2 separate regions of the Homo sapiens genome follow, and region 1 is linked to region 2. The links are chromatin contacts, found by Hi-C or POLR2A ChIA-PET in ENCODE. All regions are on one chromosome and are shown on one strand. The core of a region is the stretch at or near the end of the contact, and the rest is flanking DNA. Distances in the headings are between cores, read along the strand shown. Region 1 has its middle 20 kb from the start of GPRC5A. Region 2 has its middle 23 kb from the start of DDX47.

Evidence for each region. A loop is a pair of places that touch in the nucleus more often than their neighbours do. ChIA-PET counts read pairs that join two places held with the same protein, here RNA polymerase II (POLR2A). Pooled maps may share reads with other maps.
Region 1: a map of mammary epithelial cell shows a loop between it and region 2 (6-fold over the local background). The contact joins two enhancer-like sites. A Hi-C loop is called at or near these places in 9 of 168 maps with a recorded cell type or tissue (Caco-2, Calu3, HCT116 and 6 more) and 4 of 50 pooled maps. POLR2A ChIA-PET finds 5 or more read pairs at or near these places in 14 of 52 experiments (BJ, Caco-2, HCT116 and 10 more).

Annotation. Positions count from the first base shown.
Region 1 is chr12:12,867,986-12,875,094 of GRCh38, reverse strand. No RefSeq gene overlaps it. Among named protein-coding and RNA genes, the nearest start is that of GPRC5A, 20 kb to the left of the region's middle. RefSeq lists an enhancer at 2,148-3,347. Within about 2 kb of position 4,459, at least 6 of the 41 ENCODE cell types and tissues checked have a DNase peak (open chromatin) inside an H3K27ac peak, as active enhancers do; they include HCT116, PC-3, PC-9 and 3 more, where a contact is called at or near this core.
Region 2 is chr12:12,832,596-12,840,196 of GRCh38, reverse strand. No RefSeq gene overlaps it. Among named protein-coding and RNA genes, the nearest start is that of DDX47, 23 kb to the right of the region's middle. RefSeq lists an enhancer at 4,111-5,310. Within about 2 kb of position 3,061, at least 9 of the 41 ENCODE cell types and tissues checked have a DNase peak (open chromatin) inside an H3K27ac peak, as active enhancers do; they include HCT116, PC-3, PC-9 and 3 more, where a contact is called at or near this core.

The sequences.
Region 1 (7,109 bases), core at 3,210-5,709, 34 kb before region 2:
AGGAGGCCCTGCAATGGCAAGCAGGAGGGGGAAAACAGAAAGGCCTAGAAAATCAACTCCAACTGTTTGACAGCGTTGCTTTGAGATGCAGGAAATGAAGAGTGATTGGAATGGCCCGGTGTGATGGTTCACGCCTATAATCCCAGCATTTTGGGAGGCTGAGGCGGGCAGATCACTTGAGGTCACGAGTTTGAGACCAGCCTGGCCAATATGTTGAAACCCTATCTCTACTAAAAATACAAAAATTTGCCGGGCATGGTGGTGCGTACGTGTAATCCCAGCTACTTGGGAGGCTGAGGCAGGAGAATCACTTGAATCCGGGAGGCGGAGGTTGCAGTGAGTCGAGATTGCACCACTAACATTCCAGACTGGGCCACAGAAGGAGACCCTGACTCAAAAAAAAAAAAAAAGAGTGATTGGCAAAGCGCCCTGCAGTGCCTGATGTTATTATTAGTTCCTCTTTCACATTCCTCTCTCAGGCCTTCAAATTCCAGTAACCAAAGCTGTCATTCACCTCATGCTGTGATGAGGACTGGGCATGCATTTTCTCATTCAATCTTGATAGCAACTGGATGAAATGGACATTATATGTATCCCCACATTATAGGGAGGAAACTGAGACTTCATAAGGTTAATATCTGGCCCAAGAGAACCAGAATCAACTCCAAGTTTCTCCAGCCAGAGACTAGGCTGGTCATCACCACTTTAGATGGAGGCTGATGCTCACTGCCTCCAAGGGTTTCTGTGGATTGTAAGTGGAGCTCTGTGCCATGGAGGAGAGACAGAAAGGAGGCCCCAACCCTGCAGGGCTGAAGAGGCTCCCCAAGACTGACGCCTGCTCACTGTCTCCTCCCAAAGGGCTTTTAAAGGAAACCAGGAAGTAACATTGTTCCCCATATATGGGGTCTGATGGTGTCACTTTGAGTAGAGAAGAGGCTCCTATGAGATCCCATTCTGAAAGGGAGCAGGCCAGCCTGGCCTTTGCAGGGAGGCAGTGCATACCTGGACTAGAAGTTAGCTTTATCACCAGCTCTTTATTCTTTTAACATTTGGTTAATAATCATTCATTAAACATCAACTATGTATCAGGTTGTGTGCTAGGTCCTGATTAAAATAAAAAGTATTGTTCCTGCCTTTAGAAAAGGTAATAGTCTAATTTGCAGAGAAGGCAAGTAGATGAAGCTGTAATACAATGTAGGAAGTGCTGAAAATGAGAAGCAGTTAGGAATAAGACTGGGTTTAATTCTGAGTTTGACATGTAAGTGCAGTGGAGTTATTTAAAAACTGTAAGCTTCAATTTCCTCAGCTATGAAATGGGGATAATGAGACCTTCTACCTCTTAGGCTTTGTTGAAAGGATTAAACAACAAATGTATGTAAAATGTTTAACTCTAGGACTGTTCCTGGTTATCTGGTGAATAACTGCCAATTCTCACAATCTTGGGCAGGTGGCTAAACCCTTCCTCTTCGGCTTCCCAATCTGTAAATTCAGGCTGACACATCTTCCAAACTTCTGGATCTGTCAATCAACAGAGGTCACCTAAAAACTCTGAGAGGAGTTACGAGAACATAGAAGGAATAAAAAGCCCTCAGAAGGGCCAGGTGCGGTGGCTGACGCCTGTAACCCCAGCACTTTGGGAGGCTGAGGTGGGCAGATCACTTGAGGTCAGGAGTTTGAGACCAGCCTAGGCAACATGGTGAAACCCCATCTCTACTAAAAATACAAAAATTAGCGAGGCGTGGTAGTGCGCACCTGTAGTCCTGCTACTCAGGAGGCTGTGGTAGGAGGATCACTTGAGCCCAGGAGGCAGAGCGAGCTGAGAGCATGCCACTGCACTCCAGCCTGGGCAACAGAGACCCTGTCTCAAAAAGAAAAGGAAAAAAAAAAGCCCTCAGAGGGCTTCTAGAAAAGCTGGGAGACTAAGAGGAGCAATGCATTGAACACAGAAGTGAGTCAGTGTGAGCTGTATGGTGTCTACTCTTCCCTCTGTGGTTCTTCAAAGGGAGTAGAGGGTGGGTGATGGGGGTGACTCAAGAATGCATAGGACTTTATCAATCAAATTCCCATACGGAATCAGAACAAGCCTGGCAGGTTCATGGACCAGCGAAGAGATTAGAGCAGATCCTTTCAGGGATCATTTAGATTATCATCATAGACCTTCAGGGTCGCCTAACTGGGTGGATGAGAACACCGCTGGGCTCATGCTTTGCCCACAGTCCCAGCAGTCACCCTGCTGACTCAGATGTCTTTCCTCAGAAGCTCTCTCCTGCAAGCGGCAGCTGCTGGGGTCACCTGTCCCCAGGTGCCTCATCTCATCTGGCTCCTCAAAACTCCTCCGCTCCACCCATCAGCCTGCACCTTCCAGGAATGCAGATGCCATGACCAATCTGCGTCCACAGAGAATGTTTGAGAAACACAGCTTGAAAGGCCAGTGATGCCCCCACAGAGTGGCCAATCACATCTTGCTAGAGTTTTCTATGCCAATAAAACCAGAAAAAGCAAACAAACACTTTCAGCCTGACCCAAAGGAGAACAAATGAGGCAGTTATAAGAAGGTAGGGTGTGACCCTATACACATAAACCGGTAGAGCTGGAAAAAACTCCTTCAAAGAGAATGGCTCACCTTGCTCCATTTCCCTTGCAGCGATTCCTGGGGCACGTCTATTATCAGCAATTGCAGGCATTAGTAATGGAAATGAAATCCATACCTCCCAGCTAACCATCCCTGCCCAGTTACTTGTAGTTACTTATCTGTTTCTATCAAGTAGCACATATATTAAATTCATGCCTAAATAAACAAGAAAAAAAGGCTAATTTCCTGGCAGGAAATTCTTATGTAATTAGTCAACAGCTCCCGCCCCTGGTCCGTCACTAACCAGCACTGTGACCTTTAGCAGGTCCACTTCTCTTCATCCCCCTCAGCACAACCTCAGGCCCAGCCCCCACAAGCCTCTCCTGGACCACCACAGTGGCTTCCAGCTGATCTCCATGTCTCTAGTTTTTCTTCTCTCCAAAGCATTCCCCACTCTAGAAGCCTTTTGTGTAGAGATCCTCCTAAAACCCCAAATCTGCTCAACTCTCCTCAAAATCCATAACCTCTCAGCCTGGCCCAGTGGCTCACACCTGTAATCCCAGCACTTTGGGAGACCAAGGCGAGAGGATCACTTGAGGCCAGGAGTTTGAGACGAGCCTGGGCAACATAGTTAGATACCATCTCTACAAAAAATAAAAAATTAACTGGGCATGGTGGTGCTCACCTATAGACCCAGCCACTCCGGAGGCTGAGTGGGGAGGATGGCTTGAGCCCAGGAGGTCGAGGCTGTAGTGAGCTGTGCTCACGCCACTGCACTGCAGCCTGGGTGGCAAAACAAGACCCTATCTCAAAAACAAACACAACCTCTCTTCACTTACTCTAGGACAAGTTCAGAAAACCATGTATGGCTTACAAAGTCATTCGTGATCTGGCCCCTGTTTACCATTCCAGAATGATATCTCTCTCTCCATTCACCCTCTTTTTTTTTTTTTTTTTTTTTTTTTTTTTTTTGAGACTGAGTCTTGCTCTATCGCCCAGGCTGGAGTGCAGTGGCACAATTGAACCTCCTGGGTTCAACCAATTCTCCAGCCTCAGCCTCCCAAGTAGCTGGGATTACAGGCACACGCCATCATGCCCAGCTAATTTTTGTATTTTTAGTAAAGACAGATTTCACCATGTTGGCCAGGCTGGTCTCGAACTCGTGACCTCAAGCGATCCGCCCACCTCAGCCTCCCAAAGTGCTGGGATTACAGGCATGAGCCACTGCGCCTGGCCTCTCCATTCACTTTCTTAAATTCTATGTTCCAGCTGTATATTTACATACCCACGGCTCCCTGTATAATACTAATAATAGCAACAATGACCATCATCTATTGTTTCCTATGTATCAGGTTTGTTCTAAAAAACTCTTCCTTCTGGTTCAAGTTGGTGTTTGAAAAAGAAAGACAAATAAAAATAGATTAATAAAATACTTTCTGCATTAACTTATTTAATATTTACAACTCTACTAGATATTAACTATAATTATCTCCATTTCGCAGATGAGAAAACAGAAGTGGAAAGGTTAAATAACTATCCAAAGTCACTCAACAAGTAAATGATATAGAACCTGAATACAACCTGCTTATCCTGCCCTCACCCCTTCTATCTGGGTCTTTGTACACGAGGCTCCTTCCACCTGGAAGACCCTTCCTTTCCTCCCCCATTCTTCACTTGGCTAACTCCTCCTCCTCGTCCGAGAGTTCCCCTGTAAACATCTCCTCCTCTGAGAAGGTTTCCCTTGCCAGGCTGCTATCTCCCCTCAATGGTAGTTACACTCCAAAGACAGCACCCACTGAATGATGCCTCCCATAACCATGGACTTACGTAGTTCTCTCGGATATTGAATCTCAGTTGACCCTGTGACTCACCGTGGAATACAGCAGAAGGGATGCTGAATAAATTCCAGGGCTAGGTCATAAAAAGCCTTGCGAATTCCGTGCAAGTCTCTTGGAAAAGTCACTCTGGGGATCTGTAAGGAACTTAAACAATTCAACAAGCAAGAAATAAACAACCCCATTAAAAAATGGGCAAAGCATATGAGCAGATACTTCTCAAAAGAAGACATACATGTGGCCAACAAATATATGAAAAAATGTTCAACATCACTAATCATTAGAGAAATGCACATCAAAACCACAAGGAGATACCAACTTACACCAGTCAGAATGGCTATTATTACATATATGTATTTTTTTTTTTTTTTTCAGACAGAGTCTCGCTCTTGTCACCCAGCCTGGAGTGCAATGGCATGATCTCGGCTCAGTGCAACCTCCGCCACCTGGGTTCAAGCGACTCTCCTGCCTGTCTCCCGTATAGCTGGGATTGCAGGCACACGCCACCACGCCTGGCTAAGTTTTTTGTATTTTTAGTAGAGATGGGGTTTCACCATGTTGGCCAGGCTAGTCTCGAACTCCTGACCTCAGGCGATCCACCCGCCTCCGCCTCCCAAAGTGCTGGGATTACAGGCATGAGCCACCGCACCCGGCAGAATGGCTATTATTAAAAAGTCAAAAAATAGCAAATGCTGGCAAGGTTGCAGAGAAAAAGGAATGCTTACACACTGCTGGTGGGAATGTAAATTAGTTCAGCCACTGTGGAAAGCAGTGTGGAGATTTCCAAAAGAACTTCAGAACTGCCAGGCATGGTGGCTCACACCTGTAATCCCAGCACTTTGGGAGACGGAGGCGGGCAGATCACCTGTGGTCAGGAGTTCGAGACCAGCCTGGCTAACATGGTGAAACCCCGTCTCTACTAAAAATACAAAATTTAGCCGGGTGTGGTGGCATGCGCCTGTCATCCCAGCTGCTTGGGAGGCTGAGGCAGAAGAATCCCTTGAACCCAGGAGGCGGAGGTTGCAGTGAGCCAAGATTGCACCACTGCACTCCAGCCTTGGCGACAAGCGTGAAACTCCATCTCAAATAAATAAATAAATAAAATAGTTATAAAGATTAAATTAAGTACTGTTTATAATGTTTATCAGTAGCCTACTGTATGGTAACATTCTCTACCTAATATATATATCTCTATATATCACATGTGACTAAATATATTTCTAGCTAATTATAGAAAGAGAATCTGGTCTAGTAATAATCAGGGCTTGTCAAAACTCACGCCAAACTACAACAGAAAACATGTCCCTCTAGATATGTGAGCTTATTTCAATGCTTTACATTGTATAATTAAGTTATTAATTATATTTCTCTTACTTGAAAGCCCATATCCTTCTATATATTAAAAAATGAAGAGGGGGACTGATTCTTACACTTCGGCTTGTACTAAATAGGAGACTCAACTGGCCTCTCCGTGAGGGCAGAAAATGCGTCTTGTTCATCCTCATATCCCCATGCTGATAATAGCACCTGTATATGGTAGCTGCTAAGTATGAAATGAATGAATGAATGAATGGGTGAATGAATGAATGAATGAATGAATGAATGAATGATAGAAGAACTCATAATACCTGAGCACATACAAAGTGTCAGGACTAGGCTGAGCATTTTATCTAGAGAATCTCATTTACTTTTCACAACTATCCTATGATACTGGGAACACAGTTGTTCCTGACAGAAACCATTCTCCTGTATTCAACACTTTGTTCAACATTTCCTATAACACAAACACAGGGATGATCTTTTTCAGAGAGGAGAAGTGTGGCTTGTCTTACTGGCCAGAGAGAAGGCTCTTACAGCCACACAAAGTTTGTCTTCAAATTGCTACATATATACGTGAATAACCTTTGAAAGTTTAGATCAGCTGGTGGAGGAAATAGAGCTGAGACAACCATCCAGTAACTGGTGCAGAATGGGAGCCACACATCTAGATCCCTTCAAGGCCATTACTGGATATTTGCAATTCATGGATGGCAGGAATTTCAACTGGGGAGATCAAACCAGATGTCAAGAGACTTATTCAAATAAACTCTCTAGTTCTTTGAGGAAAGTCTTTGCATTTCTTCTTTGAGAAGTCCCTACATTTGTGCTTTCTGTCAAAGAGAGAATATACCTGTGTCAGTCTGGGTACAATCAGGAAGCAGAAACCACATTTAATTATTTAAATTAATTAAACCACATTTAATTTAAACCACATTTAATTTGAATTAAATGGGGGACATCTAATTCAAATAATGATGAAGCTAGGATAGGAGCATAACTATAAGATATGAAGAGAATGCTAAAGGGAACTTCATGGCTGAGGGAGAGTATCCAAGGAAAGACATACTTAGGGGGAAGGCTCCCTCCTAAGACTGAGGTTCAAATCTCTTTGGAGAAGGTGTGGTTGCAGCCCACTGGATGGCAGAGAAGTTGCCCAGGCCAGAGGTGGTCCACAGTCACGGGGTAATCAGGAAACAACCCTCCAGGGGCAGGTGAGCTGAACCTGGGGAGCAGGTGAGCTGAGCCTGAGGGGCAGGTGAGCTGAGCCTGGAGGGCAGGTGAGCTGAGGCTTGGGGGAAGGTGTGCAGGAGGAGTCAGGGCACCAATGCAAAGGCAAGGCCTGGAGCTTGCAGCATCCTCATCAGAGCGCCAGAGGACGGTGG
Region 2 (7,601 bases), core at 1,812-4,311:
AACTTCTTTAGGCCATAGAGAAGAGAAATGAGCCCTGGCTGCAGGCCACTGGCCAAAGAGTGACTCAGGGACTCTGGAGAACACAGTAGGAGAAGGGGCAGGAAATGATTACATGGCTGAGTACCATAAAACCATGAAGTTTATGGACAGGCTGTAAATCTGAACATGACACCCTTCTCCCCTTTCCTCTCTCTCCCAGCAACCCGCCCAGGTGGGCCACTCTTCTGTCATTCCCACATAACCCTCTCAGTCAGAGACTTGTCCTTGTAGGGCCCTCTCGTCCCCTTCAAGGCTGCCCTTGGTGATCACACATAATTCTGAGTTCACCCAGACATAGATGCTGAAGAGGTGAGGTACAAAGTGTGACTTACCCACACGCCGCACTGACAATAGACCCTAGTGCCTGGTTAGGGGCATCACTGGCATTTATTAGGAAAATGAGTTAGGCTAGCCAGCCTTCTCTAAAGCATACTTCTGTCGCCTAACTACTCCCACTACTCTTCTCTTTTTTTTGAGATGGAGTCTCACTCTGTTGCCCAGCCTGGAGTGCAGCGGCATGATCTCGGTTCACTGCAACCTCCACCTCCTGGGTTCAAGTGATTCTTCTGCCTCAGTCTCCCGAGTAGTGGGATTAGCAGGCACGAGCCACCACACCCAGCTAATTTTTGTATTGTTAGTAGAGACGGGGTTTCACCATGTTGGCCATGCAGGTCTCGAATTCCTGACCTCAAATGATCTGCCCACCTCGGCCTCCCAAAGTGCTGGGATTATAGGCATGAGCCACTGCACCCAGCCCCCACTACTCTACTCAAAAAGGAGCCTTCAGTCTTCAAGACTGAAAAGCAGGGCCTGTTTTTTCTCAGGCAGATATTATGAACAAAATTCCACTGAACTTTTTTTTTAATTGAGGGAGTCTTTAGTGTCTGTCTTAAATGGCTAAGAGCTTGTGGGCACACTCTAAAACATATACAAACCTGTAAACATACACATACTTCCTTTAAGTATCTTCAAAGGAAAAATGAACAGATTCTGGTGATCACCAACATCCTCTCTGTCTTCACATGCTGATTTTATGTGAGGTTTCACGTGAATCTTCTGGCAGTCCAAAGGTCACTTTTATTTTCTGGAGATTTAGTAAAAAACACAAAACTATGGTGCTCAATTTCATTTTGTCAGCATAGGCTCACCCTGCAAAATTCCTGAATACCCTTGGATGAATTTAAGAAATCACGGAAGACAGAATAAAGAATAACTACGCTGCGCCGGGTGTGGTGGCTCACGCCTGTAATCCCAGCACTTTGGGAGGCCAAGGCAGGCGGATCGCCTGAGGTCGGGAGTTTGAGACCAGCCTGACCAACATGGAGAAAACCCGTGTCTACTAAAAATACAAAATTAGCCGGGCATGGTGGTGCATGCCTGTAATCCCAGCTACTTGGGAGGCTAAGGCAGGAGAATCCCTTGATCCTGGGAGGCAGAGGTTGCGGTGAGCCAAGATCACGTCATTGCACTCCAGCCTGGGCAACAAGAGCAAAACTCTGTCTCAAAAAAAAAAAAAAAAAAAAAGACTAGGCTGCAGTTTTAAAATATGACAAACAAGCTTTTCTGATCTGCAGTTTCCTCGAGAAATGACTCATGACCTCCAGTAAAAGAAATAATATATGCCAGTCACCTGGCAAACTCCTAACACACAGGAGGCTCTCCTCAGCCCTATTGTAAAGAATCACTTATTTACTATTTACCTTTTAGAGACAGGGTCTTACCCTGTCACCCAGGCTAGAACGCAGCAGCACAATCATAGCTTACTGCAATCTCATCCTCCAAGACTCAAATGATTGTCTTGTCTCAGCCTCCCAAGTAGCTAGGACCATAGGCGGGGTCCGCCATGCCCAGCTAATTTTTTATTATTTTTGTAGAGATGGGGTTCTGCTGTGTTACCCAGGCTGGTCTCAAACTCCTGGCCTCAAGCAATCCTCCCACCTTGGCCTCCCAAAGTGCTGGGATTATAGGCATGAGCCACCATGCCCTGTCCAAGAATCACTTATTTAAAACCAAACCAACAACCATTACAAATGTACAAATAGACGTATGTCAAATAAGAAATCTTTGGATAGTCCCCACTCTTGACCCACCCAGAAATCGCGACAGGGATGTTGGTTTTAAGTTGGCACTGGATTTAATAGCTTGGGTAAGAGAGTTTCTAAGATATCAGGAGTTACCAGTGGACTCCTCCCCCAAAAGAATGTGTGAGGACAAGAGCCAGCATCACATCAGTGAGAGCTGGCCCAGTATAAATGACCACCATGCTTGATTGCTGCTACTACTCTTTTGGACCCAGAAGGACAACTCCCCATCACTTTGGGCTGAAGGACATGTCTCTAGGATAAAATGAACGAACAAGCAGCTCACAGGTTACCCAGCACCAAGCTTATTTGATACAGGAGCACGGGCTGTGGACCAAGCCTACTGGATGGATACGCAGTGAGGAGAGAGGGAAGCAGTGAGGGGGGTCGGTGGCTCACAAACAACGTGTATTGGGATAGGCGGGGGAAAGAGTATTCCTGACTTACAGACTGGGGTAGGGGGTGGGGAAAGGAGCAAACAAAGCAAGTGGCTTCATCAACATCCCAGAGGGAAAGGCAGGCTTTGGAAAAGAACCAAGTGTTTGGAAGTTGACGAGGAGGGTCCACAGCCAGGGACCGCGCAGTAGAGACGACAGAGGAACGCGACCTTTTTTTCTAAGTGCATCTGAACTTGCCTTTACTTCGGGGCTCCCAGTCCCCATCCTCTGGGTCAACCTAGCAGATCTTCTTGAAGGCTGACACCCTTCACATACCTGTAGGTAGTTCTCCTCCCCACCCTGACCCCTGACCCCTAGTTCCAGTGGGACTGTCCTCCACTGTAGTCATACAAGGAGTCTGCCTCATCTGCCCCTGTGCCTCAGCCACAGCCCACTGTGAATCACTCGGCTCCAAATTAAAACTCCTTCCCTCTCCGGAGTGGTCTTTTCTTCCTTCTGCCATCTACTGGTGAAAACAAGAATGTCTTATTTTCTTACCTGCCTGTTGCCAATTTGAAAATAGCTTGGAACCTGAAAGTTCATTTGCATAGTACTTACTTGTTGTGTGGAACATACTGCATGAGTAATATGGAATTACACATATATACATACACACACACACACACATAACAAACAGTGTATTTAGTGTAAAGGGCAGAGGCTTGGAATCCAATTTGGCTTCAAATTTTTACTTAGCCCTTTACCAGCTGTATGATCTGGGTACGCTGCCAGTCTTCATCTATGCTAAAAGCCACAATTAATGATCATTATAATGACTAACACTTACTGATTGTTATCATGAGCCACAGTATAGTTCATTTAACTTCACAATGCTGTACTATAACTGTGTGTCTTCAGATAAGAAGGTTGAAACACAGGAAGGTTTAACAACTTGTCCAAAGTCTCACAGTTAGTCAGGGGCCGATTTGGCAAACTGGCTCCATAGCTCATATTGGGAACAATAATATCGACTGTTCGGGATTGTTCAAAGAACTAGAAATAATACAGGTCAAGCCGCCTGACACATCTTAGGTTTCAGAAAATGACAGATATTGAACATTTACTGCGTATGGGCCCTGTATGATATTAGTAATATCCACAAATTAGGCGCGGTCCCTGCCTAGTAGGAAGCACAATCACTATACAATACTAAGGCTAAGTTCAGCAAAAATAGCATCTGACTCTTTTTTCAGTATTGGTTTCCTAGTATCTGGCACACTGGCTAGGATATGGTGGACACTGGAAGGGAAGGAGGAAAGAAACAGAATTTTAAAAACTAGGTTCGAGATTCTGTGAGGCAGGCCAGGTGTGGTGGCTCACACCTGTAATCCTAGAACTTTGGGAGGCCGAGGCAGATGGATCACCTGAGGTCGGGAGTTCGAGACCAGCCTGACAAACATGGCACCCTGCCTCTATTAAAAATACAAAAATTAGCCCGGCATGGTGGCACATGCCTGTAATTCCAGCTACTTGGGAGGCTGAGGTGGGAGAATTGCTTGAATCTGGGAGGTGGAGGTTGCAGTGAGCCAAGATTGCACCATTGCACTTCAGCCTGGGTGACAGAGACTCCATCTCAAAAAAAAAAAAAAAAAAGATTCTGTGACAGAGATAGGCTTGACGGTCTTCTTTCCATATTAACAAATGAGAAAACTCAAGGTTCAGAGAGGTTTAGTAACTCCCACAAGGTCACACAGCAACAGTGAACAGTCCGATGACTTACACTTTCCCCACCTGTTCCTTTCCCAATTCCTCCTGCTCCTTCCGGCCTCTTTGACGGCACTGGCAGATGATTGAAGGGTGACAGTGACAGGAGACATCCTTTGTGTTTGGATGGTATAAGGGGATGGATGGCTACGAGCAAACAAAAGCTCCAAGACTCTGAGCAGACCTTGGGGCCCACCTCCTAGAGACTGCATGGTTCCAGAGGAGCCCATTTTCTTCCTGTCTCCTTTCCACTTGGCACCAATCAGCTCTTCACTTCAGGTGAGACTGTTCAGTGCTATTTCCCAGACTTCAAGTTTCTGCAGTTATTTTTAGCGGTAGTTTTAGTGCATACCTGGGATAGGTGAGGCATGAAAAGGAATGCGGGTGTGGGTAACCCTTCAATCTCTAGAGTTATGGTCTGAGTCTCTTGTCATTCCAGCTAAAGAGGGGTGACTCACACCCTGATTTCTTACCTGCCCAGAGGCTAGATTTCACCCTAAGAACCATGTGGATTAGAATGTCTTGTATATTCTCTTAGTTTTAAGGACACAGTTTCTTGATGTTGCTTTGTTACCCACTTTTGATAACTTGGATCCTTTCATTTTCTGTAACCAACACCACAGCCTGTGGTTCTTTCTGGTCCTATTTCCCAGGGTTTTGAGGGACCCAAGGTAGATAAAGTCTCCAATTTAGGTTTGTGGATGCCTCTGCAGGCAGAAAGCTACTTGGAAAACACTCTGTCTGTAAGCAAGATGTCCTTAAAGAGCCAGCCAAGTTCTGGGATATTCATTGCATTTTTTGAGAGACTGAGAAAGAATAATCATGATCTAGTTGGTCTAGGCCCCTCTTAGCAACTACAATCCCCTCAGAGTGCCCTCAGAGAACCTGCTTCATGGTTCCCTGGAATTCTGGGCCTGCTTTAAGCCTGAAATAGCCTATCCAACTGAAACCCTCTCACTAGGATCCTAGGACCCCTTCATAAGATAGAGAGGTGTTTTCCTCATTCTCACCCTCACTCAGCTCTGTACAGAGGAAGTAAAACTAGGCTAGCCAGTACCATGAAGCCATTGTTACTGCAACTGCATACAATGAATACTATATAAATCAGTTTTATAATTCAGATGAGAAATAAGAAGACATTTTCTCTGGGCTGATATCATATGACTATTCCAAGATACTCCCTTTATTAAGTCATAAAAGTTAGATGTATCTGTTTACAATTAGGGTGGGAGAAGATTGTTTTGAAGCTCACAGTTTCTTTTTTTTTTTTTTTGAGATGGAGTCTCGCTCTGTCGCCCACGCTGGAGTGCAGTGGTGCGATCTCGGCTTACCGCAAGCTCTGCCTTCCGGGTTCACGCCATTCTCCTGCCTCAGCCTCCCCAGCAGCTGGGACTACAGGCGCCCGCCAACACGCCTGGCTAATTTTTTTGTATTTTTAGTAGAGACAGGGTTTCACCGTGTTAGCCAGGATGGTCTCAATCTCCTGACCTTGTGATCCGCCCGCCTCGGCCTCCCAAAGTGCTGGGATTAGAGGCGTGAGCCACCGCGCCCGGCCGGCGAAGCTCACAGTTTCTTAAATCAGGAATGCAGAACTAAGGAGTTGTACCAAGAAGGGAATAGCAGAGGGGTCAGGGACCTCGTTCCCCACTCCTAATCTAGAGCTTTTGGTATCTTGACTGCAAAGGCAATTTACATGTATTTAAGAGAATGACATTTTAACGTTCTTCTATACTCCTATTAATACCTAACCAAATACTTCTGAAGACCCATCTCCTGTCTTCTCCACACTTTGTAACTAGTTCTCCCCACCATTTTATTCCGTAATTGCAACCTTAAACCCCGCAGAATGTAGCAGAGTCCACAAAGATGCCTTGTACTGGGCTGAATAGTATCCCACGAAAAGTCATGTCTACCCATGTATTAATCTGTTTTCATGCTGCTGATAAAGACATACCTGAGACTGGGTAATTTACAAAGAAAAAGAGGTTTAATGGATTCACAGTTCCACGTGGCTGGGGAGGCCTCACAATCATGGTGTAAGGTGAAAGGCACGTCTTACACGGTGGCAGGGAAGAGAGAATGAGAGCCAAGCAAAAGGGGAAACCCCTTATAAAACCATCAGATCTTGTGAGACTAATTCACTACCATGAGAACAGTATGGGGGAAACCGCCTCCAGGATTCAATTACCTCCCACCGGGTCCCTCCCACAACACGTGGGAATTCTGAGAGTACAATTCAAGATGAGATTGGGGTGGGGACACAGCCAAACCATATCAACCCAGAACCTCAGGTGACCTTATTTGGAAATAGGATCCTCGCAGATGTAATTAGTTAAGATGAGGCCAGGGTGGATTAGGGTGCACCCTAAATCCAACAACTAGTATCCTTCTAAGAAGGCCTTGTGAAGACACAAAGATATATGGGGCAGAAGGCCATGTGTGGATGGAGACAGGGATCGGAGTCATGTTGCTACAGCCAAGAAACACCAAGGACTGCAGGCAACCAAGGGGCAATGCTGGCTAAGAAGCCAGGAAGGACTCTTCTCTAAAGGTGTCAGAGAGAACATGGCCCTGCCCACACCTTAATTTTGAACATCTTAAAATCCAGGACCATGAGAGAATAAAGTTGTTATTGAAAGTCACCCAGTTCCTGGTACTTTGTTTCAGTAGTCCTAGGACATTAAAACGTACTTCTGTAAGGGTATCAGCAGCACGACCTATCTCACCTTAGAGGACAGGAGAGCACAGGAATGACTGACTAATAGAGCAAACCTACATGTCTTGTTTTTACTTACTGGTGGATCACGTTCATTTCTGCGCCTCCTGCCTTTTGCAATGGCATCTGTGCATTTTCTGCTGGGGACTCCATGCTCTGGACCTGTTAATATACCTGAAGACACACCCGTCCACATTTCTTTCACTAGTGTCCTTTCTTCCCATCCTAGCAAAGCATAATTATGCATATACATTAGAGATGGCAGTTAAGCTTTCGAGTAGTGGTTTTTAACCTTTTTAGTCTCCCCAAAAATATGCATATTCCTCAGTGGTCCACAAACCCAGGCCAGAGACCACTGCCTATTTGGAAAGTTCAGACATCCTTGAGGATGATTCCAATCTCTCCTTCTTACCCCCTACTGGTACACCAATTCCATTTCAGCTTGCTTCTGAAGTCCTCCACTGAGCTGAAACAGCATCCATGGGCTGACTCGAAGAGAGCTGCTATCCTAAGCCACCCTGGAGAGTCCCATCGAGAAAACACAATGTTAATGGAGAATTAGCCCCAAGTGGGAGGCACAACTCATAACAAATAGGAACAGGTACGGCCCTGCTCAACCATTTG